Regions from separate parts of the Mus musculus genome. Here region 1 is linked to region 2. Evidence: chromatin loops called from intact Hi-C (ENCODE). Cell type or tissue: left cerebral cortex. All regions are shown on one strand. Links, peaks and the distances in the headings refer to the core of each region. The heading gives the core; the rest is flanking DNA.

Region 1 (16,057 bases), core at 5,422-13,421, 92 kb before region 2:
GGAGAGTAGCAGTCATTGGTGATAAAACAGTTCATAAGGAAGAAGCATGGGACATTACTGCTGTCAGTACAGTAAAGCTGAGGTAAGATTACAGAATGCAGGCCGAGTACAAGTCACCTGCTCGGCAAGCCATCTTTATTATGGTTTTAAAGTGCCCGGGCTACTGGTAGAACCAGTTAAAGCTGTTTATACAAAAGCTTATTGGAGAAAGGCCAGAATATTACGGGAGAGAGCAATTGCAAGTGCATTTAGATTGGGACAGAGATCCATAATACAATCCATATAATTTAGACCTGTCGCCTGGGACTAGTCTGTAGTTAAAAGAGGAGATGACCAAGGGATATCAGGCAATGGCCTTATGGGACCTCAGGATTTGAACTGTCTGGATGCAGGAAGAGCCAATCCAAATGTCATCTTGTAAGTGGGTGAGAACTTTTGTCTGTCCTCCATGGGCTCTTTCAGAGGTGCTTAGACGAACACCCAGCCTTAGCAGGCCTGAGATTTGTAAATGAATGAATGAAAAACAACGTGACACGTGGTGCCAATGTTCATACGTGGGAAAGTAAGGAAGCCACCGAAATGTGAGTGGGAAAACATTTAAAGTCGGAGGGAAAAACTGAATTAAGTTTATGGAAGGAAATTACAGAGTTAGTGTGTGTGTTTGTGAGTGTGTGTGAGTGTGTGTGTGTGTGTGTGTGTGTGTGTGTGTGTGTATGTGTGTGTATTTATTGGGATTTAAACTCAGGTGCTCATGTCATCGAAGGAAGTGCTCCTATCCACTTAGCCACCTCTGCAACCCCCAAAGCTAATATTTTATAGTAACAAAATTAGCATAAAACACAAGGGAATAGTTCACTTAGTATGTTGTCTGTCAAGTCAAGTAGTGAAGTAGCAAGGCTATTAAACAGGAGATTATGTTCCATTATGTTCCATTTGTAGTCACAGATGCCAAGGGGAAGATAACCAGCTCCTAACCAATGTCTTATGTTAGGGTGGCTGCCACGAAACATTCAAAGGATCGTCCCCCTTTCCTTGTGACACTACTACAAGGTCACGGTTTGGAAGCTGTCATGAGGCAGGTGCCTCTAGATCTGCGCATGTATGAATCTATACGCAATGGTTGTCCCTTTATTTGAAGGTCATGCTACCCATGTTGAATTTCCACCTGCGTTTTCCAGCACTGCTAATGCCACATCCATCGGCCACGGCCAGCTTTTCTCTGTCCCAGGTTCTCACTGCTGTGTGGTGCTGTGATGCTCAGACTGTTGACTGAATTTTAAGAAGAGGCCACACAACCTGGTTGTATTAAGTTTGCCTTCAGTCCTGAGTGCAAAATCCTGGGCCTTGTGAATCTAGACAAGCGCTAACCACTGAGCCATTCGGGTTTTGAAGACTGCTCTCTGGGGTTGATTTCCCAGCTCCATGGCTTCTAACATACCCTTATTGTATAGTTCCATTTTAACTTCTATAACCTATGTGGAAGGACTATTTCCTGACCAGCTGCTTGATGTCAGTATAGCTTGGTTTATGTAGGAACTTGCTTGAAGGAGTGTTCTGTTAAAAGGACTAGTGACTACCAATTTCTCAGTACAGATAAAAGGATTGCAGGAAGACCACAGACAGTAAAACGTCCAGCGTTGTGTTAAAGCTACCTGTCTATGGGAGACAGGACAGAGCCAGTTTCCTACCCAGTCAATAGCATTTATTGGGGACATTTGGGAACATATTCTGTACAGTGTGTGAAGTCTGATCTACTCCTATCCCCTGAGTATAATTTTTAATACTTGTTTTATAACATTCTCAATTCCTTTGTGATGCTTCTTCAAAATTCAAGAGACCCTGGAAATGGAAGAGGGAATCTCCAAACATGGAGCATTTAGAAACTGGGCATATGCCAATTTCTGAGCACCATAGTAGGCTTTGGGTGAGGGGAGGATTTCAAAGGTGGTATTGCTTAGCTCACAGCTGGGTAGGGATCAGTGGGAGACACAGCACAAGGGAACATCAGGAGGGAAGGACTGTCCAATTGGCAAAGCTAACCTAGGCACAGGCACGGTGATCGGTCAGCTGTGGGCATAGGGAGGAGCAGGTACCAGGGAAGGTTCCCAAGGAACTTGAAAGGTCAGCCAGAGACTGTCGGGTAGAACGATGGGGAGGACATTCCAGAAGGGGGAACAGATGCCAGGCATGGAGGGGTGAGCAGCACAGGGTGACCGGGGAATTCCAGACAGCCCAGCTTTGCTGATCAGAGAGTTTCTGGGGGGATGGAAGGCAAAGTCCGTCCGTCACTGAGCTATGGATGTGCCACTGGTTTTGAATATGGATGGTAGCAAACTTGTGAGCATAGTGGGTAGCGCCAATGACTGTGATGGCAAGAGCTGACTCTGGGGCTGGCTTTGGTGGCGGTGAGGTATATACACTGCTAGAGGCAGTCCCTTAGTTTTTCAATTTTCTTTTAATTGTATACCTATGGATGTTTTACCTGTTTGTATGTATGCCATGTGTGTGCCTGGTGGCCAAAGAGGCCAGAAGAGCATGTTGGATCCCTACAGAAGGCAGGGAGCCATCGTGTGGGTGCTATGAATGGAACCCAGGTACTCTAAAGAGTAGCAGTGCTCTTGACTGCTGAGTTTTTAAAATTAAATTAAATTTAATATCGCGGATATACCGGCATGTGTGTGCACATATGTGTGTGTGTGTAGGGCAGAGGTTAGCATGAAGTATCTTTTACAATTGCCTCTTCACCTTATTTTTTGAGATAGGGTCTGACGGGACCTGGAACTGATCAATGGATTAGGCTGGCTGGCTGGACTGGAGATCCTGCCGTAGTCACTTTGCCAGCACTGGACCAGAGAGAGCACTCCCAGCACTGGAGGTGGGGGAGCACTCAGCTCTTCCTTTCTTACATGGAAAAGATTTTGCTGTCTGAGCCCTCTTCCCAATCTCAGCCTTAGAAGTTTTAAATGTTAACTTGTGTGTGTGTATATAAATGTATGAAGGCCAGAGGTCATCCTCGGGTGTCACTGCTCTGGAGCCAACCACTTTGTTCCCCCACACCTTTTTAAAAAAGCAGATCTCTCACTAGGACCTGGGGCTGGCTGACTAGGCTCGGCTGCTGGCCAGCAAGCCCAGTGACTAGGATTATAAGTGTGCACCACCATACCCCACCCTCTGTGTTGGTGCTGGAACTTGAACTCTGGCCCTTGTGTTAATAAAGCAAGCACTTTACCAGCAGAACTACCTCTCAAGGCCAGCCATACAGCTTTTAAAGTGCAATATCTCTTTTCTTTTGAAACTCTCATCCATTCCACACTGAGGGATGAGCGTCAACACATGGGACAGCATGCCTCGCTAGCCATTGGGGTGCAATCAGGACCCAGCTTATTTATGAAAAGAAATAACGTTTCTTTCTCAGTGGGCATTGAGCCTGCTTTCTTAGCTGGGTTCCCTCTTTGTCACCATATAGAACTATCTGTCCTGTCGTCATCTTGAGTGGTTAGATGGAAAGGCATAAGTCTCCCATAGAATGGGAAACAAAAATGTGTCCTCGATAAATAACGATTTTCCAGTCATGCATGTTGGATATTAGATCTATTTTAAATTTTAATTAACTTATTTATTATTGTGAATGTGGTTGGTGCGGGGGAGGGGGCACATGTATGTGGAGGTCAGAGGTAATGCCTCAGAGCCAGCTCTCTCCACCTTGACATGGGTTCTGGGGGTAGAATTTAGGTTGTCCACCTTGTACCACAATAGCCCTTATCCACCGAGACATTCTGCAGGTCTTGACATCAGGCATTGCTAGTACCTCCTATTTAGTACATTTGTAGTTTTATGAACTTACAATTAAAGCTGCTGTCTCTGTCACACCTGACCAATTCTTTGTTCACAGAAGACTATGATCTGTTCATGCTTCTTTGTATGTTTTCAGCATGTTTCTTGCTGAATTCTTCTAAAGGATGATGCTGTTTACGGCTGGAAATTATTAGGTGAAGAACAGTTTCTTTGAACAGTGCCTGTTGGGCACATGTTATTCAATACGTGTGTGCTGGGTGCCACTCTCCCACAGAATAAATAATTGATAGCTTCTAATCAAGGTCTTTGACTCTTCAGCATTTGAATCTCTTTATTCTCAGTTTGAACTCACAGAGAAGGGCTATGCACCAGACATGTAATGTAAGCCATTTATACAAGCATGCATTCTTCAGTGTCTACATCTGAAAATACAAAATAACGCTGAAAATAATTTTAATAATATATTCTAGTTAATTTAATATATAAAATGTTTACATTTTAATATGCAATGCATGTCAGTTGAAGAGGCACCTTACATCTTTTCTTTTCCTACTCTTTAAAACATATACATTTGCTACTTAGAGTTAAGCCTAAATCAGGCGCTATTTAGTGTGTGTATCTCTCTCTCTCACACACACACACACACACACACACACACACGGGGTGGGGCATGTGTATACTACATGTGTGTAGTGTATGCACCTTACTTCTTTGAGACAGTGTCTCTCAGTGAAGCTGAGCCAAGCCAACTAAACATCCTTTGCCTCCACCCCCACAGTAGGTGGGTACAGTCAGAGTGGCCATATCTGGCTTTTACACGACGCTGGGGATTCAAATTCAGGGCTTTGTGCTTATGTGGCAAGCACTCTTACCTGCTGAGCCACCTCTCCCGTCCTTAGGTGATACATCTTCATGAGACATACTTGATTTTTGTTTAGGTTTCAGAACATCTGGAGTTTAAAAAAAAAGTAGATTCCAACAGTCATGTTCTCTCTAAATAACTTTTAAAATGCCCAAACATGGAATCAAACTTGTTTCTGAATTTAAATTATGATGAAATCAATAAAAATTCAAATGACTTCTCAAGCGGGGAGGAGCCAAGAGTAGCTAGTGCTGCCAGTAGTGGCCAGTGTAGTTACAAAATTTCTTCCATGGGGCCATGGTTAACAGCACTCTTTAGCCGCCATCCATTTGGGTTTAGCACATTGTTGATCTCCATTTTTCTTGTTTTGGCAGAACCTCAATTTTCTTCTCAAACTTTTAAATCACTCTACCCCAGAAGCTTCTAAACTACACGTCACATTTTTTTAAATAGCCCCAAAGAGAATTGCTAGAAGCCTTAGAACATTCCCTCTGCCATTTTCACAAAGTCACAGTTATAAAAACCCATGTAGGAAAACGTTGCTTGTGGCATTTTCATTATTAAGGACTAGGGTTAAACAGTTTGACAACATCCCAACATCCCCTTATGCCGTTTTGCAGCAGAAGAGCACACAACTTTTTTTTTAATGGAGGTTTTGTTGTTTGTTTGTTTGTTTGTTTACCTATGAAAAGTGCATTTTTCACTATATACCAAACCTAGGACTGTGGGTGTTGCCATGAATTAAATGCTAGTTTTTAAAGGTAGAGTTATTTCTTGTCTATCTTACTCAATAGAATTATAATTCTGGGTTATTACAAATCATTCCCGAAGCCAGGCAGTGGTGGCACACACCTTTAATCCCAGCACTTGGGAGGCAGAGGCAGGCTGATTTCTGAGTTCGAGGCCAGCCTGGTCTACCCAGTGAGTTCCAGGACAGCCAGGGAAACCCTGTCTGGAAACAAACAAAAACAAAAAGAGAACAAGAAAAACAAAAATAACCATTCCCTTTGATGTAGCCCCTTTGCTAGGAAAGTTCCTTAGCAACAATATAACAATATAAAACTGGGTTCTTTAAATAATAACCACTCAATTCCAATTTCACTACTTGAGCAAAATGTAGCTAAGAGTTGTCTGTGTGGAAGCCACTGGGCTCAGATCCTAGGCTTCCCTTTGAGCTCTGTCTCTAATTAGCTCCATCTCTCACAGGGGTGAGCTCACGGTCTTGTGACTGGTACACCATTGAACACCCCCAGCCATTCCAGTTATCTTCTTCTGTGTCTCATTAGCCTGAGGTAGCTATGATCGTGAATAAGTCAAGTCAGAGGAATTTTGTGAAATGGAAATACCCATCAGGGTTACCAGAGGAATGAGGACAGGGGATAGCATGTGAATAGCCTTTGAAGAATGACATCTAAGCTACTGGTGGAAGCCTTGTTGCATGGGGGGAGCACCTTGCTTGCTTATTGCTAGGCTAATGCAGACATAGTTGGAACACAAGGGACTTCTGTGTTAGCAGGGGTGCTGAGTGCACAACCTCCAGCTGATGAGAAAAGTACAAACTCATGCTTCAGTATATCTCGGTGAACCCCGATTTCTGAAGGACTCTAAAAGTGTGCCATTCCCAGAGGCACACCATAATGCAGGCTGTGGCCTTGTCATTAGTTCCAAAGCCTAAGTGCTAGTTGAACAGTAGAGATGGCCACCAAAGTGGTCTTGGGATTTTCATTTGCTCTGTGGAATTGAGAAGTACTTACAACATAAGATGCTTGAGAAATAAATATGCAGCTCGTGTTCTAGAAGCGACTACATACGGTGTGTGTGTGTGTGTGTGTGTGTGTGTGTGTGTGTGTGTGTGTATTCCCTCAAGATATGGGTTTGCTATTTTTAGGTTCTTCTGGCCCATGTTTTAAGGGTCAAGTGTTAAGTTTTCAGAAACAACTTTTAATGAGTCAGGATAAAAACCATCTGGCACAGGAATTCTTCCTCAAATGGATGCATTTGGGAAAGAGGAGTTTCCCATCATCCCAAGATTCCCATTTGAGGTTGAAGAAAGAAAAGGAATAGGGAGATGGTAAAGTTTTATCCTAGAGGCCAAGTGTGCAAAATATCAGAGTAAGAATGACAACATTGCATGGGGACAAATATGCCCAGGACCTGGAGTGGCAGGTGGAGGGAAAGGCAAAGCAGCCTTTTGGAAGGAAGAGTTCCAGACAGACCACAGAGACAGCCTTCTTACTCTCTCTGAATAAGTAGCCTAAGTGACACTTCCTTGTATCCCAGGAAGTGACGATCAGCCACTGTAGACATCAAGTCTCACCCACTCCAGGGATGCTGTGGGGTGCGGGGAGCCCTCTTCCACATGCTTTCTGGGCCAGCTCCTTTCATGAGGCTTTTGTGCCTTTTGTCCACGCCTGCCCCTGAACAACACCTCAGGGCAGAAGGATGCTGAAGGAAGGCTCGAAGAAAACCAGGAATTAAACCAGAGGAGAATTTAAGGATGGGCCAAGTGGAGAGTAGGATGGATGGTACCCAATGCTCCCTCCAGTGAAACAAATAAAAAAATACATAAAAAAGGAGGAAGGAGGGGGATCGTTCTCTATTCGCACGAACCCCATGTGTCCCCAGTGCCGGTTTAAAAGCCACACAAGAATCAACATCAAATCGCAGGACGCCCGCCGGAGGTTCTGAGGGGACAGGCTGATCCGCGGGTGGGGCGAGTCACTAATGAAATCCGGCCCGGCGGGCGGAGGCGGCCCCGCATCCCTAATGAGGGAATGAATGGAGAGGCCCCTCGGCTGGCGCCCGCCCACCCGGCGGCGGCCGCCAAGAGCCTCGGGGCGCTGCGTGCCGTGCCGCGCCCGCCGCTCCGCGCGCACCGGCTCCGGCCGCCGAGGGCTCCGGCTGATCGCGGCGGGGACGGCGCGGAGCGGCGCGCGGGCTCGGGGCCGCGGGGCCCGGCGCGGATGCGGCAGCGGCGGCGGCGACGGCGGCGGCGGCGGCGGCGCTCACCTGAGGCGGCGTGCGGGAGGCGCTGTCAGGGCCGCGCTCGCCGGGCGCCGCGCTGAGGCAGCTCCGGGGCGCCCGCTCTCCACTCAGCCCGCCGCGGCCCTCCGCGCCCGACCGGCGTCCCCGCGGCTCGGTCCCCGCGTCCTCGCCCGCCTTCCCGCCCCGCGGCCTGCGGGAGCCGCGCGCTCCCCGGCGCGGCCTGCTCGCGCGCGCCCGCCCTCGCCGAAGCCCTCCGCGGCCCGCGACCCGCCGGACCCCCCGCTCGACCCCGCTGCCCGCGCAAGATGTCGGCGCGGACGCCATTGCCCACGGTGAACGAGCGGGACACGGAGAACGTGAGTCTCCCGAGCCTCCGGCGCGGCTACCTGGGCGAGCCCGGCCTGACCCCCTTCCCCGTCCTTCCCGTCCCTACGCGGGGAGCCCCGGGGCGGCCCTCTGCTCGGAGGGGGTCCTGCCTGAGGGGATGCGGAGGGTGATGGAGGGCAGAGGGTGGGCGTCCAGAGTGGCTTCGTGAGCACCCCAACATTCTGGTCGCGCCCCCAGCCCCCCACTCGAGTGAATGGATGCTTGCTTGGCTGCAGCCCACGAGCCAGCCGAACCTCTTACACCTCGGCTGTCCTGGGATCTTTCAGCCCTTTGCTTTTCTGGATTTTTTTGAGTCCTTTGCAAACATACACCCCACCCCACCCCCGCATTGCCCCATGACTTTGCTTTTTGTAACATCAGGTCCACATTGGGGGGTGGGGGGGGGCACGGGCACCTTAGGGATAAAGAGGGCAGTGAAGTAGAGGGGTGTGTGTGTGTGTGTGACTTTATGTCACTGCAATACTCTCAGTGAAGAGTGGAAGATTTCACTTACAGCTTCTGTAGCCCCAAGGTGAGAAAGAAAAGATTTAAGAACCCCAAGAAGCCAGCTGTCTTCTTCTCTTCCTCAATCCAGTGTTCGTGACTCAGGGACAGGTTTTAAGTACTTCTCCTCAGAGTGTCACAAGGCACATTTCTTTGAAGGCAGGATTTTTCTGTGTCTGATCAAATTGCCCTCAGGAGCTTCTTTGTTTAGTTTGGTTTGGTTTAATTTTTTTTTTTTTTTTTTTTTGTTTTTAAATCAAGATTGAGATGTTCACTCGCCGTATTTGAAGTCTAACAAAACCAAGAGAAAGGCCAATTGTAATTTCATCTTCTGAGACGGACGATTGTGTTTATATGTGTGTGCAGGTTCCTTTGCAGGAAAGGTGGCTTTCTGTCACTGTTGTTTTTAAAATTCTCCGCGACCTGCCAAGGGGCCCGGAGGCTCCAGAGGGTCTGGCCTGATTGCTGACAAGTTTTAAGGAACTAGGGGGTTCTAGGCTTTGCGTGGCCGACCAGAGAGCTCTCTGGGTGTCTACGCCCCTCATCGGTCCTCCAGTGCTTAATGTACCAGTGACTTCATAGGGATTGTAAAGTAAAAATACTCAAGTGCTTTGGTGTTCTGAGACAAAAGATAGGGGAGGAGAGACAGGCAGGCTCGCTTTTCGAAGGGGCAAATGAGGCACAAACATGGGTGTTTTATCTAGAGAGTAGGGTTTGCATGTACTATATTTATTTGAAGGGATAAGAACACAATTCTACAGAGACCATTGTTAGAAGAACTAGGAAATTGTATGGGAATGCTTTGTCCTCTCCTGTGTCCTACACTTGAAATGATGAAGACACCAGGGCTGTCACCACCGTCGTACCTTGTTGCTCAGTTTGCACCGTGACTGTTGTCTTAGAGATGACACGGCTGCATAATTTTCACTGAAAGGCTAAAGGAGGTTGGAGGAAAGGGTAAAGAATTTGGTGGCGGTAGGTTTTCAAAGGTAAAGATTTATTATTAAGAACATCCTGTCATTTAAGAGTGACCGTGAGGAGTCAAGCGGAAGATGACCTTTGTTTTAGGGTCAGAATTCTGTGTGTTAACCTAATGTGGAGAGGCCCCGTGGCTTGGTTGTGTCCTGGGGTTTGACGGCTCGGCCTCTTGTTTAGGCGTGTGTGGATAGGGCTCTTTATACAGACATGGGATGGCTTTATAGGAATAGGCAGCAAGGAATTGTACCCCACGCAGCTTCCCATGCAAGAGCAGAAGCACAGCCAAGGGCACTTTAGAGCCTAGCAGTCAGAGGTTGTACATCTCGTTGAACCTTCCGAGGACGGTTGTGCTGTGTAAACTCACGTGCTTTGTGTCTGAGCATGTTCTTTCAGAGCCTCTGCGTGGTCTTGTTTCTACTCTGGTACAACATAACTGTCCCTGCATTTAGCTTACTTTATCTACTATGTCCTGATTATCTCCTCGTTGCCGTGGAAAGCATCCCCTCTGCTGTGGCTGTTAATTAATCGATGAATATGCACTTAACTCTGATTTTGACCTGGAAGGGAACGCAGAAAGGCTTTAGACAAGGCCTCTCCCTACTCAGAGCTGACAGGAGATGTCAATGCAGTCCCAGGTAGTGTACAGTAGAAGACTGAGGATAGCTAGGGCTAAACTGGCTTTGTAAGTGTTCCAGGTGTTTATTGAAGAGGCCACCGCTGGAGGCTGTTAAATGACCACTGGAGTCTTAAATAGCATTATCCATGGTGCCTACCTGCCATCAGTGAAACAGAGTTACCAGTTGGTTTGTCAGTGCATGAATTAATGCCAGCACGGTAGCCAAAATGTGCATTTATTTGTAATCACACAGGACATTTTTAAAGTATAGCCATACTTACTAAGAATATCCATACAAAAATATTGACATATTTTAAAAATATCTATGAAAAAATGTTTACTTCGTGTGACTTTTAGATCTTTTTCTTGTAAAGATAGTAGCCAAAACACTATTACTCTTAGAAATTAAAATAAATAAATACAGTGATTACTAAACAGTATTATATTGATATTTGCAGGTAATATAAACATTTCTTAATCATAAAGTAAACATTGTATATCTATACGCATATACACACACATATATATATATATACGTATATATATATATATATATATATATATATATACGTATATATATATACACACACACACACATATACGTATATGTATGAGTGTATACACACACACACACACCATACAATTCCAGGAGTGTGTGACCCTGCTGTCTCACCTATGACTGTGTAGAGTAGAGACAGAGTTGTTCTTTGGGAACATTCAGTGTGGTCTTCCAGGAGTGCTCATAGATAAAGGTTTGTGTGTGCCTGGTTGACAGGCCTCAACTGAGTAAATATGACAGGAAACAGTGATTAACTCTTAAGGCAGTAAACACTGCGTAGTGAAGAAGAGACATGTTACAAAAGAATAGAATCCCTGTAAAATGCGTTTCACTTTATGTTGTAACGAGTAAGTCTAGGAAAATAAAAATGTTTGAAAGACTTGTTTTTCTTCTCTTCTTTTTTTTTTTTTTATTTTATTATCAGGCCATTCTTGGATAGTGCCAGTATCGATATAGGAGTTATACTAAAATATATTACTAAATATGTCTCTTTCTTCAATGAAACAATTTTGTAGGTGTTTTGGAAAACCTTTGCTGACACTCCTGCTGGTGGGTCAGCAATGCCCCGGCTGATTTTCTGTATTGAAAAACAAGGCTGTATTCCTTATTAGAGATCAGCATGAGGGATTTTAATGTGTTTATTTCTTGGGATGTCTTAAAATTATAAATTTGGCTAAGTTCAAAAGCCTTTAATAAACTTCTTATTTCATGTGGCAACTGTACCAAGCTGTTCTAGTAACTTAGGACGGCCGTCTTTAGGTGTAGATGGAAAAGCAAGTGGGTTGCATGCTTTTACACTCCCCTTGGCTCTGCTCCCTGCGTGAGTTCTTGTACCTGTTGTGTGGCGGTGCACTCATTGCCTGGTCTGTCTCCCGTGCTGTCAATGCGGTAACATTCCCTCCTGAGTCAGTACAATTATCACCAGAGCACATGTGTGATATATGCAAAGGTAGCCATTACATATACCACCCAAGGCTGAAGGCTTCAGACCTGCTCAAGGTCACACAGGTTTCTGAACTCTTAAACTGTTGCTCTTGCTCTTAGGAGGTGGTTTATTTGGTTTGGGCTTAGAGCTGTAAGATGAACACATGTGTACCTTACGGAGGAAGAACGGGCTATGCTTTTATTCACTCCTTCAGTCTCCTGGAGTCCCTGCCCTTTCCCCCTTATCAAACACTTACCAATCCTTTGTGGCTTGGCTTGCTGGCATTTGACAAGACCTCTGAGGTGGCTGCTTTTGTAGCTGAGCCCTGGTCAGAGTCAAATCTCCAGAGTGGGTGCCCAGACAGTCCACTGGGGAAGGAAATACCACTAACATTGTCATTTCTCTTGGTGTTATTATTCAGTCTTCTTGATTTGTTTTGTTTGCGTTTACTTGAGTGTGTGTGGGGGAGTGCCTTGCGCATGCATGTGGAGGTCAGAGGACAACTTTCAGGAATTAGTTCTCTCTCTCCTGCTGTGAGTCCCACGGACTAGATTGTCAGTATTGGTGGTAACTGCTGTTACCTGCCCTTTAGCCATCCCATTAGCCTTCTTGTTTCTTCTTTGTTTTCTGAAAGCCTCCGTGTGCAGAATTAGCTATTTTACAAATACTTTCCCAAACAATAATCCTCATTCTGTCTATCTGAGGCTTCCCTTTGGAGCTTTTTTTTCTTTTTCCTGATGAACATCCTTGGAAGTTCTTTTGGTGAGGCTGGGCATGGTGTCAAATGCTTGTAATCTCAGCACTCGGGATGCTGAGGCAGGAGAATCCCAAGTTTGAGCCTACCTTGAACTGTAGGTTAAGACCCTGTCTCAAAAGGAGAAAAAAGTTCTTTTAGTGAGTGATAGCCACTTGTAGTTTTGTTTTGTCAAGACAGAGTTTTGCTATGTAGCCCCGGCTGTCCTGAAACTCCTTACATAGGCCTGGCTGGCCTTGATATAAATTAAAAATATAAATATTAATATAATATCTTATATTCTATTTTATATTAATATAATATATAATATAAATTAATATAATATACATATAAATATTGATATAAAATAATATGTTTTAATAATAAAAGAAAAGAAAAGAGAAAAGCTAGCTTTTCAGTTATCAGATGATTTCGACCAGAAACAGTGTGATCAGTAGACAATGGGGTGCTGTTTTCTGACCCCTTAAAAAATTAAACCAACAATCTATCTACCTACCTATCTACCTACCTACCTTTCTCTGTCTCTGTCTCTCTCTTTCTGTCTCTCTGTCTCTCTCTTTCTTTGTGTGTGTGTCCAAATATATAACTACAACTTTCTCAGTCCATTTTGTGTTGCTTGCATCTATATGATTTCAGGGCTGGCCTTTTGGTATTGAATAGCAATTGGGGGCTCTGCTCTGGGGAATATGTTTCTCTCTCTCTCTCTCTCTCTCTCTCTCTCTCTCTCTCTCTCTCAGCATTCCTTAGTTGTCTGTAGTCCTTTGTTTAGGGTTGGACCTTCCATATTAGCATTTCTATTGGTGTCTGTCACTTTAAGGTCGCCTTTTTTTTTTTTTGGTGTTGGAGTTTTACTGTAGTATGTTTAGGTGTTTGTTCTTTGTATTTATGAATTCATGTTTTTATAACTTCTGGGTGCCTCTCAACTATTATATTTCTCATCACTGTCTTCCTTCTGGTCCCCTTGTATCTTCCTTGTTTATACTCGATTGGCTTACGTAGACCTTGGCTCTCCGAGATCTTTCACATCTTCATATTTCTTACTAGTTCATTGTTTTTCTAAGCGATGAGCTGTTTAATTGTTACACGCTGCCTCCTGTAGATTCCCGACTTTCATCAGTTTAGAAATGTGTCCACTGTGGTTTCTTCAAATCTTGGCCCTTTTCTCTCCAGCCTCCCTGATACTTGGTTAGCTATGCTAAGCCTTGACTCTGCCCTCCATATGTCTTAACCCCGATTCATTGTTTCTTTGCTACCTCATTGCTTCTTTGTAGTACAGTCTGTAGTACAATCTGCAATGCAGTTACTCTGCAATGTTTAGCTATGTCTGTTTTCAGTTGCATTTAAATGTCTCCCATCCCATCTGTTGACTTATTCTTTTAAATTGTGTTTAAAAACACTTTTCATTGGAGAGATCTGCTTTTGTGGTATGTGGTATCTTTAGGTATGTAGTATAGTATTGTTACCTGTAAACAGTGTGTTAGAGCAAATACCTAGTAATTTTATGTTGCACAACTGAAATTTTGTACTTCTTGGCTGGTGACTGCCTTCTCTGTCTTTCCTCCAGTCCCTGGAAAACACCAATGTTGCTTTGATGATTTTAACTGCTTTACTCATACAAATGGAGTCATGTAGTATTTATCATTTTGAAATTGTGTTTCTTTTTGCATAGTGTCCATAAGGCTCATTTGTGTTTCAATATGACAAAATATATTTCTTTTTATGAGTTAATAATATTTGGTTGTGAGTATGTAGTATATTTTATTTATCCATTTGTCTGTTGATGCATATTTAGCATGTTTTTACTACTAGAGTAAAGGTTTCAAGAAACACTGGAATGAAAATATCTCTTGGAGATCCTAACTTCAATTTTCTTATGAATACCAAGAAGTGGAGTTGATTGGTTACATGTTGTTATAATCTTAACTTGCAAAGGAACGTCCATATTGTTTTTCATAGACACTCCAACGTTTTACATCTTCCACAACAGTGCACAGGTTCTGGTTTTCCTATTTCAACTCAAAATTCTGGCAACTCTTGTTATTTTGGTTTTGACAATAACAATCCTGGGTAGGGATGTAGTTCATTGCAGTTCTCAGAACTACAAACAGATAAACAAACAAGCAAACAAACAAACAAACATTGCTCAATAGTAGCCACCCTGACAAGTGGTACTTTGTTGATATTCTGGTGTTTTCTTTATGATTAGCTATGTTGACCCTGATTTTTTTGTTTTTTTTGTTGTTATATATATGTATGTATACACACACACACACACACACACACACACACACACACACACACACACACATACATACACATACATACATACCATACCTGTTGATCATTTGTTTGTAGTCTTTGGGAAAATATCGATTAAGTTCTGTGCATATTCTAAACTCAGGTTATTTACATATTTGCTATTGAAACGTGTGGATTTCCCAATATGATGTTTGGATAGTGTTTCCAGGTCATATGTGTGTCTCCCATTCACTAGGGCCTCCTCCCTCTACCTTCTCTGGAGTCTTTGTTCTCTTTTTCTTTATCCACTTTGACTTAGCTGCCTGAGCTGCAGTCACACACAGTAAAGCATTGCTAAGCCTGTGTCATGAGCTTTGTTTCTGACGGTTCTTCTAGGAGTTCTCCAGCTTGAGTGTTGTAGTTAAATCTTTAATCTATTTTGAACCTTTTCATGTCTGTTGTAGGGTGACGTGCAGTTTTGTTCGTTTATTGTTGATTGTTTGGGATACTCAGAGTCCTTTATGAGTCTGCGGTTGGTTTTCTATTTCTACAAAATCATGCAGTTGAATTTTGACAGGGATTACAATGGATCTGCAGACTGGTTTAGGTACTTATGGACATTTTCACAGAATTAATTTTTCTAATCTATGAACATGGGCTGCCTTTCCTTTTTTTTCTCTTTAATTTCTTTCAGCAATATGTTGCTTCTTTGGTTGTTTATTCCAAGATATTTCATTGTTTTGGTATTTTAAAAATTGTCTTTTTTTTTCCAGATAGTTTCTTGTTAGCGATAAACACAATCTGATTGTGTACATGCATGTGTGTGTGAGTGTGTGTATGCATATTGAGTTTGGATCCTGGAGGCTTTTGGATTTGTATATTAAGTTTAATAGGTTATTTTAGGACACATGTGGAGGGTTGCACATAAGATTGTCGTATCTACAAACGTATTTCTGTTCCCTCCTTCCTAGTGTGAACACCTTCTTTCTTGTTGTTTGGTTGAGAGTTCCAGGCGTGTATTGAACAGAAAAGGTGAGGGTGGTCATTTGCCGTTGTTCTGATCTTTAAAAAAAAAATTGTTCTGTTCTGCCATTAACTGTGATGTGAACCGTGGGCTTTTCATGAGTGGTCGATATTACACTGATAACAATTTCCTTTCCTCCCAGTTTGTTGAGCGTTGTACTGCATCTTGCCTGATGTAAATGCCTGCATATGAGATCTGTATCTATTGACATTATGATAGAGTTTAATTCTCTTGTGCTGCTGCGGTGTGTACCACGCTGACTTTGTATCTCAGAATGACTGTGGAGAACGCTCCTTTTGGCAATGCAGTTGATTTGTACTTGGCTTGTTTTCATTGCTTGTTTGGAGAACTCTCTGTCTGTCTGTATTCCTAGGCACGTTGGCCGGTGGCTCTCTTTTCTTACAATACCTTATAGTACCTAGTTTTCGGTGTCAGTGTAATGCTGGACTCA
Region 2 (16,057 bases), core at 5,128-13,127:
AACAAAAATTAAAATAAATTAGACAAATTTGTAACTCTTTCTTTCTGCACTCCCTCACTGGAAGAGTGGCCACTGTAACTATTAGCACCGAGCAGACTGAAAGGTCCAGCCAGGGTCAGGACTGGATTCTAAGCTCTGAGCACACTGCCTCACCATCTCTGCTCTCATTCCTCAGCCAAGCCGACCCTCCCTGCCCCCAGTCCTCATTAAGAACCTGGTGGGAACATTGTGGAAGTCAAGCCTTCAAAGAAAAGCTGGGAACTGCAGATGAGAAAGGAAGCAGGTTCTTGGTTGAGATGCTGGCCTCTCATGAGTGGCTGAGGCTGTGCTGAGAGAGAAAGAAGAGAGAGCGAGGCTTTGTGTGAGGTTTAGACATGCCAGCCTGTGTGGACAAAGCCAGCCAGCTCAGAGATGTCCCAAGATATGAAAAATATGCTTAATATATTAAATCTGTAACATAAATAATTCTGTACACACACAAAAATTAGAAATGGAGGCTGGGGGGATGCTCAGCAGTTAAGAGCACTGACTGCTCTCACAGAGGACCCACGTTCAGTTCCCAGGACCCAGAGTGTAGCTCACAACATCTGTAACTGCGGGTCAGGGGGACTGATGCTCTACTCTCACATCCATAGGTACCAGGCAGTCATGTAGTGTACATAGATGCATGCAGACAGAACACTTAATAAAAAAAAGTGTATAGTACCTCAATATATTCTACCTGTAGGTCGACAATTCAAAAGATTTCATAGTTAAAACCCATTTTGGGTGTTTTAAGAACTAGTTTTCCCTAACAGTATTGGCAAATCTATGTTTTTGCTGATCATTTACTAAATCAATACACTTTAAGAAAAGTTCTCCTTTTTCTTTCTAGACATTATGGTCACCATGGGTTTTGCACGAGATGAAATCAATGATGCCTTAGTAAGTCAGAAATATGATGAAGTTATGGCTACTTACATCCTTCTAGGTAGAAAACCACCCGAGGTAAGTGGTTTTTGTCTTTTTAAGTTAATGTATATTAATTTTGAATTAAATGGATAAAGATAAGTTAGGAAATGTATTTGGTTCTTTGTAGGACCAAAAATAACACAAAGATCCTAATAGTTTTCTTAGAGATCAGAAATCAAGGGGCTAAATTGTTTACTGATCTCATTAGGGCCAAGCAGCTCCAGCCACAGTCTCAGCTTTGAGTCTGGTGTCCCCAGAGTCATATGGTGTACACTGTGTAGTCAAAGGCAGTGTGATTATCATAAACGTACAGAAACAAGACATGAAGGCAAAAATAGGCACAGGAAGCTGAAACCATGTAGACAAGTGAGACCCTAGGGAAAGATGCTGCGTGGTTTCGGCCTTGTGTCCAGTGACTTCTGGATGCCCAGCTGAAATTCTCGGGGACAGCAGAACGCAACGGGAAGGAAGAAGACACATGCAGAAAATAACTGTATGGAAGTGGGAACCATGCAAGGAAATGATCCTTTGGGAAAGCATCTAGAGAGGAAAACATTGAAAAGGAGTTTCAGAGTACTGGTCATTTTATGTGAGAGCATTGAAAGTTGAAAATTAGACATCTGTGACAGGTGTTCTCTAAAAAGGGCTATAATTATTCATAATTAAATAGGAACCATGAACAAAATCATATATTCCAACTGAAACATACTGAGCCTGCCTTCTCTCAGAAACTGTGCTGACAGCATGAGGGAAAAACCAAAACGGCTTCCTGTCCAGCAGCCCTTGGGGTAGAGCTAAGCAGCCAGCCCCACTGTACGTTACAGGGTGTGCTGCAGATACTCCGAGACTATGGGAGAGCTGGCACCTACAGCAGCTAGGGTGACATTCACCTAGGAGGTGCACGTGGCATGACACTTGGTGACCAGGGGAAGTGGGATAAGCCCTGATTTCTCACAGATGCCTGCATGTATAAGGTGACCTATCAGAGAGACCTAGTCAAGAGACTCAGGGAATGGCTCAAATAGTTATTTCTAGCCTCTTTTGACTGTTCTCCTTGGACTTCAAATGACCACTGGGCACTTTAATTTCTTATTAATGCAAATACAAAGTCCAGGCATATACTAAAATCAAATATGAATTACATTGGAAGTAAACTGTTGAAGCTACTATGACTGGAAAGGTCAGGTTCACAGCCCCTACCAGAGCCATTAACTGTGCACTTCATCCTCTGAGCCTCAGTTTTCCTGTCTGTAAAATGTGGATAGTAACACTCAGCTCTTGGGGTCATTCATTGAAAAGGTTTAATATGTTAAACCTTGACCCTGCCTTACAATAGCTGCTAATGGGTCACTGCGCACGCTGCTGCTGTAGTGAACAGTGCCAGTCCCGAATCCCACCGCAGTGCCAGGGTTCACTCAGAGCTTCACAGCAGCACACGGCTGCAGACTGCAGAGAGCTTGTGTCTGTAAGCTTACCATGGTCAGGGCTGAAGGAAGTCATTTTCTAATCAGAGCCAACAGAATAAAGTGTGTTTTGTAAGTGCGGAAAAGCAAACAAAACAGTGTAATTTTAGTTGCAATTGTAAAATATGCTTAATAGCCCCTGTGTGCACATACATACCTGTACATGTATACACACACACACACACACGTGTGTGTGTGTGTGTGTGTGTGTGTGTGTGTGTGTGTGTGTGTAAGGCTTTAGATTTCATCCTGCCTGAATACCCATGGTGTCCTTGACCTTGGTTTTTCCACCTGGAGACGCATGTTAATGCATCCCGTGTTTGAGGCAATGGTTAGACAAGTAACCTGGTGTGTGGAACATGTCTGCTGTGCAGTTGCCATGTTTGAAGTCTCTTTTTAGTTTTGATTGTTCCTCATACAACATGGAATCGTTTTGTGACCTCTCTTCTCACAGTTCGAAGGTGGTGAGTCACTGTCCAGTGGGAGCTTGTGCCAGCGGTCGCGGCCGAGCAGCGACCTGAACAACAGCACCCTTCAGTCGCCTGCTCACCTGAAGGTCCAGCGGAGCATCTCGGCCAACCAGAAGCAGAGGCGCTTCAGCGACCACGGTGGGGAGCAAGTCTAAGAAGGGGGCATTCTGGCCCTGCCTAGTGTGCGCTGCCCAGCATGCTCTCATGTCCTCTCTCCCGGGGCCTTCTCAGACGGGCATCGCTGGGTGACTGACCGATCATAGGGTCTCTTCTGTGGGACCTGAACCAACTTAATTTCTCCTATAATCGATTTAATCTTAGTGGCGAGTGTAAAGCACACAGTGTGGATGTTGTTAGCATAGGAGGGTTCTATTGGCAGGAAGTATATGAGTTCTTTCCCAGCTAACCTTGCTGTTTGTACACATTGCAGCCGGCCCCTCCATCCCCCCTGCCGTCTCATACACCAAGAGGCCTCAGGCCAACAGCGTGGAGAGTGAACAGAAGGAGGAGTGGGGCAAAGACACAGCCCGCAGACTTGGCAGCACCACAGTGGGATCAAAGAGCGAAGTCACAGCCAGCCCCTTGGTGGGGCCAGACAGGAAAAAGTCCACAGCGAGCCCAAGTGTGAGTCAGAGCTCTCCTGTGTCAACACTTACACTCATGTGTCAGAAGTTTTTTTTATAAAATCTTGTCTTTTGTCTTTTTAAATGGTTCAAAGTGAATCATAATTTAAAAACCATGAGAAGGGGGGCAGGCAGACATCTTGTGAATGTAATAGAAGAAACATTGCAGAGAATTCTGTGTTGTTGTCATTGTCCTTGTTTGGAAGGCAGTTTCACTGGATAGCCCAGGCTGTCCTGGAACTCACAGCAACAGCAGTCCTACCTCAGCCTCTCAGCGCTGGAGTCTAGGCGAGAGGCCTGCTCCCAGCTCCCGTTCCTCAGCAAAGCATAGCCTCTCTTCAGAGTGCTACACTATATCCCTGCTCCTTTTGTCCTGCTTTTGTGATATTTATTTGATATAAATTGGTGAATTTAATCTTACATTTACAGGTAAACTGCTGTCTAAGGGCAGACTCATTAAAAATTTGCCAGCTTTCCTCCTGTGAGGTCTCCTAAAATGCCACACTCTAGAAATTAAATCAGGCACCAGAAGAGAGGCCACAGTAGTGTCCTGTAAGATAGCAGGAAGAAGAAAGATTAAAAAGTGTGTGTGGGGGGCAGGGGGTGAGTGAGAACAGGGTGGGTGAAATCTGGAGGTGAGTGAGGACAGGGTGGGTGAAATCTGGAGGTGAGTGAGGACAGGGTGGGTGAAATCTGGAGGTGAGTGAGGACAGAAAGCAAGGTGAGGAGTGGTTAGCCTTGTCGGTAGGAGAGCTGACGGCCATGAAGGAGCAGAGTTAAGTTACTTTCCGATATTTCATCAACAGTTTGCATATTAGAAGATGCAGTCGCATTTCGAAACTGTTGGAGAAGGAGAAAAACACTTTAGGCCTAGAATTTTATATCTAAACATGCTAACTATATTCTTAGGCATAAAATGTGTCAGCTGTTTGGCTACGCATTGACTATTTAAAACACTGCACTACTTAGGGTATCCTCACAAGAAGAGAAGATAACATGTTGCTGTAAAATATAGAAGCTAAAAGTAATCCAGTAACTTAGCAAGGGCCAGGAAGATGGCTCAGTGGATAAGGATGCTTGCCGCCATGCCTGACAAACTTGAGTTTCATCTGGGACCCCAGAGTGAGAAAATTGTCCTCTGATCTCTACACATGTACACACACACACACATGCACACCCATCACCCACCAACACACCTTCCTCTCAAACGGTATGGTTTCTGGTGCCAGTATTCTGTGTGGTAATTGAGACAATACTTTTTTCAAATATATAATCAGCTTAGCACTTCCTAGTCTAAAAAGTAGATGTGCATGCCACTTTCCACGTGGGAAGTATATCAAGTCTGCAGGGATGGCTCAGTGATCAAGAGCACGCACTCTTACAGAAGACCTGGTTTGGTTCCATATGGTGGCGCACAGCCAGAACTCCAGCTCAGGGGCTCCAACAGCCACCTCTGGCCTCCATGTGATATACCTACGTGCATGCAGGCAAAGTGTGCATACACAGAAAATGAAAATAGATAATGGTGGCATGACTGTTTGCCCTCTTCTACCTCATCTACTTGGAAATGATAAAAATACTTATTTTTTTCAGTACTTACTTCCTTGTCAGCTGGAGGACTGTTAGGAAGGCCAGCACCCCACATAGCAGTAAAAACAGACTGTCCCTGTGTAGCCTGCCAGTCCCCTCTGATCGAACCTTCTTGGCATGGCCAACTCAGCTCTGTCCTCTCCTGTCTGTCCTATGTGCTACTGTGTCCTAATCCTGATGCTGCAGATTGTGCAAGGCCTGTGTCCCCAGTGGGCTCTCCTATGGGCCGTCCACATCTCACCAGCCTGTCCATAGCTGTGGCCGCCCAGCTCTTAGCTGGGGTGGGAACTGCTCTGTTCACCGTCTCCTCAAGCCTGCACTCTGTCTATTGACATGGAGGCTTCCTCAGAATCCTCAGTGCTGAGGTGACTAACGAGTGTTCAGACTGTATTCATTTACTTTTAAAAAGCGTTACATCCAAAGTAATTATACTACATTATTTAACACTTAAAAAACGTAAGCCAGAAGATTCTGCCACAGTTTATAGTTTTCTCTTTGCTGTCTATTTCTTTCGGTCTGAACTTGTAGAATAGATTGGGTCAATCCTTCTGTGGGACTTCTTTCGATAGAGAAAACAAATATGAGCATGGCATAGCTGTTTCATTCTTTTTACGACAGGTCAACACTGTATCTATTTTGTTCTTGGGATGGTGTGGCGTCCTTCTAGACAGGAGCATGGAAATCAGTGTAGTAACTGCATGGCTTTTATAAGTATCAATGGCACGTGTGTCATGATCTAGTCAGCCTTTCTTTGGGAGTGATGTGCATCCTCCGACAATTCTGTTATCCCTTCATTTTTTTAAACAATGTATTATTTGTGTATGTGTGTGTGTTTGTGTGTGGTTGCTACATGTGTGGGGGTGTCCTCAGAGGCCAGGAGAGGTTGTTGGATTTCCAGGAGCTAGAGTTACAAGAAGTTGAGCCCTGGACACAGATGCTGAGAGTCACACACAGGTCCTCCGCCTGAGGATGGCTGAGATGTCTCTTCAGCATTTGGAACGATTTTTAAAGCTGTGCTTGTGTAACTTTCCTTATGATTTCCCCTTCTGCATCTGACGCTGAGGAGATAGCTGTTGACTGCTCATACTAAACGAATGTTAGAGTGACTGTATTTTAAAGACTTGTAAAGGCTAAATTGGATAAGAAGATATTTTCATTGAAGAATGAAACAGAAGAGTTGTTTTAATCCCTCTGAAAGTCACTTCTCCAGAGCTTGGGGGGCAACTCTATGGTAAAGTGCTTGCTTAGCATCTGCAAGACACAGGGTTCAATTCCCAGCACCACAAACAACAACAAAACAAAACCACAAAAAGCAGAAAGTCACCCCTGTCTATTTTTATACTGGTAACATGGCCAAGGTTTGGCAGGCATGATGGTATAAGGCCAGGGGTCTGCTGAGCGGTAAGGAGAATAACCCGTCCTAGCTACCCTTCTTCTGTCCTTTATAGACATAGCCTGTCTCCTAACTCAAATGTGGGATTATGGACCGTATCCTTGGATTGCAGTGCACAGCCATCCGTCAACCCTCAGCCAGGCTGCACTAGCCCACACACTTTAGTCCTTATGATGTTCACAGGCTACAGAGGCCTCTGGAGGGAACACCATCCGCACGGGCCGTTCATGCTGAGATCGAGAGCAGCTGCTCTCTGCTCTGCCCTTACTCAACCTGCCGCTCCCTGGACAGAGTAAATGAAAGCCGCTTCCTGTGGCTTCCCAGTGCTGGCTGGGACTGTAAGCTAAAGCCCTAGTGGGTGTGAATTGGCTCATGCTTTCTCTTGGTTTCGGTTTTGCTTTACTTTTTATTTCTAACATCTACACATGAGAAAGAGGAAAAACTGGATCCTGCTTATGTGAGATTCTAATCAGCTAAAATTATGCTGTGAAGGTTTTCTAGTAATTAACAGTTTTAAACACATTTCTTTGATTTCACACTAATATAGTTCCAATTTTTAAATTGATCTTTTCTTCTCCTTAAAGAACAACGTATATTCTGGCGGTAGCATGGCGAGGAGGAATACGTATGTGTGTGAGAGGAGCACAGACCGGTACGCAGCCTTGCAGAATGGAAGAGACAGCAGGTGACTGTCACTGGGCCCAGCAGCCAAGTGGCTCTGCCATTGCTGCATGTTAGCTTTGCTGAAATGTCCATAGCTGTGTGGGTCCGAGGGAAGGAGGTCAGAGCAGTGAGGCTGTAGTAGCTGCTCGCTCTCACGGGGCTGCTTGCCTTGGTACCCCAGTGAAGGGTGCCAGGGTAAGAAGTAGCCTCTCCTGGCTGCCCAGGGCCTGGATACAACGTGGATGCAAATACAGCTCGGTACCAAAGCAGCGTGTGCAATCCCAACCTGACCCTCGAGACTGAGGCTTCTCTCTGTGTACCCTGCCTCTGTCATCTCTCTGCCCCTTACCCTTCAGCAGCTCACGTGATACCCAAGTAATGAGAGCTTCCTTTCCTTCCTCTAAGCAAGTGTGGTCATCTCAACTGAAGGTAGAAGCACAGACTTTGTACTGAGTTCTAGTGTAGTTGGAAAACCACTGGCATCACATCAGAAGGATGGGGCACGGGTTGCGATGAGGTAGAACATTGGTGTCCTTCAGCAGTAGACACAGGGTGAGTGCTGGGAGACAGCACGCAAGGACGGCGGTAGCTTCCTGCCGTAGCGTCCTGGAGGCTTGACAGTCGGGAATGTACCGTTTCTCCTATCCCCGGTACTAAGCTATAGCTCCTTATGTCCATAGTGGCTAGCCTGTTGCTCATGGCATGAGACGGCACTGTGATGTAAGCTGAAGGAGGTGCTGTCTGCAGCAATGGCATTTTTCATATAATTATGAGTTCTTAATGCTTAAATAATGTAGGAAGATTTATACCAACACATCACACAGAATTGATCTTAGAATAAGTGAAAAAAGACTCCAACAGTAATCAACTGATTTGTAGCTGACACACATCCACAAATATGCCCTGCCCTCTCAGACTCACAAGCACAGAACAAGAACCTGAGAGCTTTTCAATGGTCACACCTTAAATGGAGAGTTGTTTCATTAATCACTAAGAATGTGTTTGTTTCTTTCAAGTGTTTCAATCACGAAAGTGTCAATTGATTGAGATTCAGGAAATCTTTTTCTCAGCTTTCAGTAACTGTACTTCTTCTTTTATGTCAGCCTTACAGAGATGTCTGCCAGCAGCATGTCCTCGGCGGGCTCCACCGTGGCCTCTGCTGGCCCCTCAGCACGTCCCCGCCACCAGAAATCTATGTCAACCTCTGGCCACCCTATAAAAGTTACACTGCCAACCATTAAAGATGGCTCAGAAGCGTATCGGCCTGGGTGAGTCCTGCTTACGTGGCTTTCTCTCCTCAGGAGCTCTCTGAGGAGCAGTGTGTGCGTTAGCAGTCATCTAAGCTACCTGACATCATTTTCCAGAAGAATATTCTTAATCCACCCATTAAGCAACGCTGCCTAATTTATCACTTAAGTAATTTTAATGGCTGGCAAGATGGGGCAACAGATGGTAAAGGCGCTTACCTCCAGGAGTGATGACCTCCGTCCTCTCCCTGGAGTCCAGATAGTGAAAGAAAAGAGCCCGCGCTCAGGAGCTGTCTTCTGACCTACACACATGCTCTGTGGCACGCACAAATAAACTAACCTTGTAAAATAAAAAGTAAGTAAGGTGAGACACACAGCGAGCCAGCTATGATGGCGCATGTCCCGGTGCTGGAAAGGCAGAGGCCAGTGGAGCTTTCTAAGTTCAAGGCCAGCCTAGTCTATGAAGCAAGTTCCAGGGCAGCCAAGGCTATGACACAGAGGAACCCTGTCTTGAAACTGTACCCCCACCCTTGCTCAAAGAATGGGACACAGAACCAAATCCTGTTGGCACCACAGCCGTAGGTCCTAGTAGGTGTGGTATTAGTGGGGCAGGCACAGTGACAGCCGCTCGGGCATAAAATCCAGTTTGCGGTTTTTAAGTTTCACTCATGTAGGATTTCTGAATGTAGGGCATCTTAACATGCGGTTGCTTCAGGATTAGGTTCTATCCGTCACACTGACAGCTCCATGCAGCACTGTAGCCCCTGGAGTCTCAACAAGAAGCATGGGGTGATGTTATGAAAGGCCTTTTGACAAACAATGAAATCCATTCTGTACATTGCTAAGCAACATATGTTAAAAGCATTCAAGTTGAATACCCTTTATCTGGAGTTCCTAGGCCCAGGAGACTTTGGGATTTTGGATATTTTCCAATTCCACAATATTTGCATGCATAATGAGATAGATGGGATAGACCTGGAATTTCAACATGAAATTCATTTAGATTGCTAGCATGCCTGACATGCACCGCCTAAGCTCATTACATAGTGTGTTTTCAGTGGATATGCATGAGGTCACACATGGAATTTCTCATGTGTAGTGTCATATCAGTGCTTAGACAGTTTTTGGATTTGAAGCATTTGGGATTTGGATATTCTGATTATGTAATAAATACCGCACGTGCTGCACTCTGGCTGGCATTCCAGATTCTGACAGCTTTGTCTTCATGTCAGAAATATTAGAATCTATAGTAAAAATACAGTTTAAATTGGCATCTCCTCCTTGTATAACGATATAGTAAATTAATTCTCCCATGTACCTCATTTCTAATGTGGATAAAAATCATTGGGCCAACAGAAATAACCACACCTTTCCCCTCCCCATTTTTAGGTTGAGTGAAATCTGCTCCTGTCATTATTCTAAATAATAGATCTTAATTTCTCCCAGCAGTGCAGCTCAGAGAGTGCCTGCTGCTTCTCCGTCTGCTCACAGCATCAGTGCCAGCACTCCAGACAGGACCCGCTTCCCCCGAGGGAGCTCCAGCCGAAGCACTTTCCATGGGGAACAGCTCCGAGAGCGGCGCAGCGCGGCTTACAACGGACCACCGGCCTCCCCATCCCACGAAACGGGTGCGTTTGCACATGCCAGAAGGGGCACGTCAACCGGCATCATCAGCAAAATCACCTCCAAGTTCGTCCGCAGGTCAGTACCCTCGGGCTGGGGCTGCTTTCTCTGCTGAGGAGGAGGCTTGGTCCTTTCCTTTCACCTGGGCTATGATTTTTCTAGAATGACTTCATGGCATCTCACTGATTTTTACAGGAATTGGGAGTAAAACACCTGGAAGGGATAGTCTTTTTCCTTAAGAAAGAGAAATTAAAAATAAGAACTTAAGGGCTCATGTAGCCCAGTTGTCAAGTGTGGCTGGGCATGCAGGAAGCCCAAGGTTCAGTGCCAGCCTGCGGAAGCCATCACTCAGGAAGCGGTGGCAAGAAGAGCAGAAGATCAAGACCATGGGATCTGCGCCCAGCCTGGGATGCAGAGGGCCCTGTCCCAAAAGAAAAGTGACAGCTTTTGTAGAGCAGAGCAAAAACTTCCCGTAGAAAACATTTTGTCAGGAGTGGGGGGCACACACCTTTGATCCCAATGCTGAGGAGGCAGACAGAGCTCTGAGCTAAAGGACAGTCAGGTCTACATAGCCAGTCTCAGGACAGTCAAGCTATGGAGAGAGGCCCCGTCTCCAAGAATAAAAAGGGAAGGAAGGGGAAAGAAATGTAAGAATTAGCTACGATTTAAAATGTTTTTACTTAGGAGAAGGAATTAAATACACATCTAAGCTTGAAAGAAAAAGAACTAACCTTCCTCACTGCTCTGTCAGGCACCAGTGGCAGGCAGTGATTAGCTTAAATCTTCTTATGTCGTTTATTTACTGAGGTGGGAGGAGAACCACGTGCCATAGTGTGTGGAAAGTGGGGGTCAAAGCACACCTGTCAGAGTCATCTCCCCTTCACCGTGAGATTCCAGGGCTTCAGCTCAGAGCGTCGGGCTGGGTGGCAAGCACATTACCCATTAGGCTGAGAGAGAGAGAGAGAGAGAGAGAGAGAGAGAGAGTATATACTTATGTGTATATGTATAATATTATTTACATTGTATATGCGTTATATATTATGTATGTATGTATGTTTAAAATCCTTTCAAATCACACTCATCATTTAACTTTTTTTGAGTTTTTTTTGTTTGTTTTTTATCATTTAACTTTTTTGACTTTGTATAAGTTTAAGGTCACATGATTACTTAAAAGCTGAAAATCAGAGGCTAAAGAGACAGATCAGCAGTTGTGAGCACTGGCTGTTCTTCCAGAGAACCCAAGTTCTATTCCCAGTGCCCACATGACAGCTCACAACGTTCTGTAACTCCAGTTCCAAGAAATCTGACACAATCACACAGTCACACATACAGGGGAAACACCAGTGCACATAAAAATAAGAAGCAAGGAAAATGTAAAAACCTGAACATTAAAATAAACACAAGATAAATGTGTGTCTAACAAACTAATCTAGTGAAATAGTATAGCTGTACTTCATACAAACTAGTCATGCTGTGTGCTGCACATAGATGATATGAATGCCAAACAAATGCAGACTGATAGAAATGTGACCCATTAATACCAGCCCATGCAACGTGAGCCCTGCCACATAACACTCGGCTATGCAGAGTGCTATAAAGACAAAGAGGGCGGGACCTGGGCCCTCCAAGTCTTAGAGTCATGGAAGAAACAACTGAGCAATGAGCCATGGGCTGAAGCACAATGCAGCTAACAAGGAACGTCACGGGCAGTGCATGACTGCCTCTAAGCAGCTAACAAGGAGCATCACGGGCAGGGCATGGTCGTCTCTAAGGGTCCATGTCACACACTCATATGAGCTAAGCCTTCAGTCAGTGAATGGAGAAGGCATATTGATTGCTTGAACACTGGTGTTTACTTGCAGTGTCTCTAGTGTCCCTGGTCTTCCAGAGTGAGTGGAGAAGCTGGGCATGGTGCCTCATGTCTTTAATCCCAGAACACAGAAGGAAGGCAGATTGTTATTCCAAACATAACAACTTACCACAAGCAAACAGAAAGCTTGGTTGGGTAAAGAAGGGCAGCAACCTCCCCCTTTTCTATGTGCAGGACCACACAGCTGAGTTTCAATCCTTAAACACTCAAACACAAGTATCTTAGCAGACCATCAGTGACCTTATGCTGACTGTACAAGTGTGCAGAGTGGCACACCTAAGAGAAGGACAAGCCCACAGTCAACAGGGAGTCAGAGGACGGTACTGGCAGCCATTGCAAGGTGCTAGTGTGATTGTCGGTCACTGGCACGGTAGATAGGGAAGTGATGTCCTTTCTCCTTGGAATCTTGTGCCTCAAATGCCTGCCAGTTGAGTACAAAATGCTGGATGTGTGGTATTTGTTTTTGTGTCACAGAGCCAGGCTAAGCTGCATGGGCCCTGTGTCCCTATCTGCCTCCCACCGCGAGCCGGCTCCTTAGGCCTTAGACACTGCTGCCCTCTGCTCAGGAGGCTGGACCAGCATGTGAGCACCAGCAGTGAGATGTGAGGGAGCTCCCACTGTGGCTGTGGAGAGCTTGGGCCCGGCAGCAGTGTCCTCTGTGTCAGCGCATATGCATAGGACAGCACAGTCCTGCTGAGTGCAAGTGTCTCCTCTCTGCTGCAGGGTCAGCGGGGTCACTGTTTGTTGCTAAGGCTGAGCATTGCCCTTCTGTGCAGTGTACCCCAGCATCTCACACAGCTGGCATGGCACTGCATGGCAAACCAGCTCAGAAACATATTTATTTCAGTTTGCTATAATAAAATAATTTGTACAGATGGCACTGACTATTTAATATTCTACCTAGTGAAAATAGCAATTATTTTTTAAAAAATAGAAATTTAAGAAACCCTATTTGAGAATACAAATACATTTTATTATTCTTTTGGTTCTGAAAAATAGTGGTTGGTTGGTTGGTTGGTTGGTTGGTTTGCTGTTGGGTTCTTTTGGGGTTTTTTGTTTGTTTGTTTGTTTGCTTGTTTTTGTGTGTGTTTGTTTTTTGCACAATACAGCTATGGTTTTCCTTTTGGTCCTATAGCTAAAGCCCTGCAGGCTTGGGATCCGTGTAGTGTTTAGTGCCCAGACTGAGTTTGTTATATAGCAGCTCTGGCTAATGCACAAGATGGGAGGAGGGCGCACTGGTTTTAATCCTGCTGTGTGCATTTTACATAAAAGTAGAAATGACTAAAGCATTTTTTTAAAGAAACTTAAGCATTCGAGATGGTGATTTCCCTAGCTTCCCAAGGTATCTTTTGTTCTCTCATAAGCTACCTCTTAATATTTGAATATCAGGCTATAACTTGACTCAGTTTATTTACCTTCAAACATCAGGGTAGTTAGAATTCTGGAAGACTTTAAAATCATTTTTTAAAGATTTATTTATTTCATGTATGAGTACACTGTTGCTGTTTTCAGACACAGCAGAAGAGGGCATCAGATCCCATTACAGATGGTTGTGAGCCACCATGTGGTTGTTGGGAATTGAACTCAGGACCTCTGGAAGAGCAGTCAGTGCTCTTAACTGCTGAGCCATCTCTCCAGCCCCAACTTTAAAATATTAATCACTTTCAACGTAAAGTCAATTAACATTTTTTCTGATTTTATTTCACAGAAGATATCTAGAAAAGATTATTGTTCTGTTTATAATTCAGTCTGTATTTTTAGCCTCACCTGCTTGTATAGGCTGATGTGCATGAATTCTTGGCACTTCTAAAATAATTCATTGTGTATTTAAGAATTAGTATTTAGAAAACCATGCTGGCTCCTTCCTTTCTTAAGACTTGTTTCTGTGTATAGCTGTTTTGTCTACATATATGCACAACAGAAGAAGGCAGTCAATCCTATGAGACTACAGTTCGGGACAGTTGTGAGCCACCATGTAGGTTCTGGGAATTGAACCCCTGTTCTCTGGAAGAATAGCCAGTACTCTTCACTGAGCCACCTCTTCAGCCCTGGGCTCACTTTCTTAGTCTCAGTCTCTCTCCTCTCCTCTTCTCATCTGCCAGCACTGTGTCTGTCTGTGTGCGTGGTGTGTCTGTGTTTGCTCCTCTGTCACTATCTACCTTATTCTTGAGACAAATTCTCTTTCTAAACCCAGTGCCCACTGCTTGGGCTGGCCTAACTGGCCCTTAGACCCTCAGGATGTCTCCAGAAGATGTGCACTGCTTTGCATGAGTCAGGGCCTCATGCTTGTACAGAAGAACTTTGCTCACTCATCTGTCTTCTCGCCTCCTGTCTCCTAAGCACAGCCTTAGTTGAACAACACAAGCTTGTGTTTAGCTGCAAGATTAACATGTTTGCTCGACTGAGCAACAGCCTCTAGACGTGCATGTAATAATGTGAAGTTTAATGTTGATAATCATTAAACCCTATTTAACCTTAGATTATACTAAACTAAGCTAAAAGATAAATATTAAATTATAGTTGTAGCTTGGAATTGGGAGGTTGTGTTTAAAGCAACTAACTTTTCCCTTGATAGCTCCTGCTGACGGTATCTAGTAGATAGATGCTCAAGCAATGGCTTCGTGTTGTGGTGAAAGCGTGAAGGACTCAGAACCAGCAGTAATGAGCAAGCTGACATCAGTGTTGTTTTAGTTTTGGGTTTTCTTGATCTTTTTGCTTTTAAAATTGTTAAATCTCAACCTTCTCTTTATTTTTGAGGGATCCAAGTGAAGGCGAAGCCAGCGGCAGAGCCGACACAGCCAGGTGAGCCGCAGGTGCCAGTGCTCGCACGCCTGTGTGGTGGTGGGCAGCGTGACCCTTTGATGGCATCTGCACTGTGAGCCTTCCTGGTCCAAGTGTGGTGGGTTTCCTGATGTCACCTAGCATGCAGTGAAATTCAAGCTTATCAACCTTGAGTTTGTAACTCACTAATTGGAATTGCATACTTGGTAAAGAAATGGGCTTTTCGTTCTGTCAGAAAAGTAGGTCAGAGCAAGGGATTTATAGGTGAAAGGGTACTGTCCTCTCTAATATGGCGTCACTAAGGTGAGCCTTCCCGGGATCGTGCAGAGCACTGAGGTAACTAACATGCAGAGAATTTGACGAGAGTACTGTATTTAGGTGAGTATGTAATCTTGCACCGCAGTATAAAAGTCTACGCTGGCATGCTCTCTGGGTTTCCCCAGAGAAACAGGGGGGACAATTAGGTAAATACTTTGCGTCCATTTAACAGTCTGGCATGTATTTTCTTGATTGCAGCTTTTAGCTCTTTAGAGGCTCAGATATCTGGGATTGAAAAGAAATACTTTATGTTCCTTTTTATAGTTTATAATAGGTTTTTATATATTATATGTAAATGCATATGTACATATTTCTAGAAGAGACATAAATGTCTTTCAAAGATACAGTTTCTTCCTTAAATCACAAATGAATGAGGAATGTTTATAGGCAAAAATTGCAGCTCATCTATCTTCGGACAAAAGTGCAGTATGTTTAACCCCAGGCACTCACTCTGTATCACGGAGATCTATCTGTTCAGTTCACCTTCCTGTGCTTACTTGAGATGGTTTTCTGGTTCAGTGTTACCTATGAGATATCTGTCCAGAAAATTCAATGTGCCAGCCGTCTCTTGTGCCCAGTGTGGCTCTGGATGCCTGCGGTGTGTCAGGAGTGACGCGGGCAAACATGCTGGAGCTTGCGATCTAGGGGCTGTCAAATGATCCATCGCTAAGAAGCCTGATGAATGGTCAGTGCGTGTGAACGCATGACTAGGGAGGGGTGGCCATGCTAGGTCAGGGATCAGCGGCTAGGGACTGTGGTGTGGATAAGAAGCAAAGAGTGGAAAGGCGAGAGGAGGTTATCCCTGGAGCCAAGGGAGGCTTCCTGGCCTGTGCGGACACTGGAGAGGAGAGCACAGACCTGAGGCCAGGAGCAGCATGGAGACCAGTAGGTCCCACAGGAACAGCATGGAGACCAGTAGGTCCCAGTGGGAAAAAGTAGAGAATGAGAAAGCAGGGGTGGGTGGAAGCCACAGGCACCTTCCAAACCAGAGCAAGCATGCTGCCACTATATCTTGACAGTGTGGTTCACCCCCCGACTGTAGGGCTGAAACCTCTCTCTTCTGCA

What was found. Peaks named below come from ENCODE experiments on the same cell type or tissue, not always from the same donor. Only the 100,000 strongest peaks of a DNase experiment are listed, where the experiment ranks them.
Region 1: it touches region 2 in a loop (2.7-fold over the local background); 2 of 42 quality-filtered maps call a loop at or near these places.

What each region holds. Positions count from the first base shown.
Region 1 is chr1:184,991,363-185,007,419 of GRCm38, reverse strand. Mark1 (MAP/microtubule affinity regulating kinase 1) reads left to right here and starts at 7,871. Exons shown (of 18, transcript NM_145515.2): 1 at 7,871-7,998. The coding sequence starts at 7,948. It overlaps Gm39728 (a long non-coding RNA gene), which reads right to left and starts at 7,854. Exons shown (of 5, transcript XR_865821.3): 1 at 7,667-7,854; 2 at 4,668-4,745. In left cerebral cortex, for the core only: no CTCF peak of the experiment used is centred there; DNase peaks (open chromatin) are centred at 8,192, 8,546, 9,176, 9,829 and 2 more places; H3K4me3 peaks cover 3,102 bases; H3K27ac peaks cover 2,685 bases.
Region 2 is chr1:184,899,447-184,915,503 of GRCm38, reverse strand. It overlaps Mark1 (MAP/microtubule affinity regulating kinase 1), which reads left to right. Exons shown (of 18, transcript NM_145515.2): 11 at 875-987; 12 at 2,869-3,022; 13 at 3,315-3,508; 14 at 7,075-7,175; 15 at 8,257-8,421; 16 at 9,850-10,101; 17 at 14,651-14,695. Among named protein-coding and RNA genes, the nearest start is that of C130074G19Rik, 24 kb to the right of the region's middle. In left cerebral cortex, for the core only: no CTCF peak of the experiment used is centred there; DNase peaks (open chromatin) are centred at 6,012, 6,741, 7,193, 9,947 and 1 more place; H3K27ac peaks cover 1,579 bases.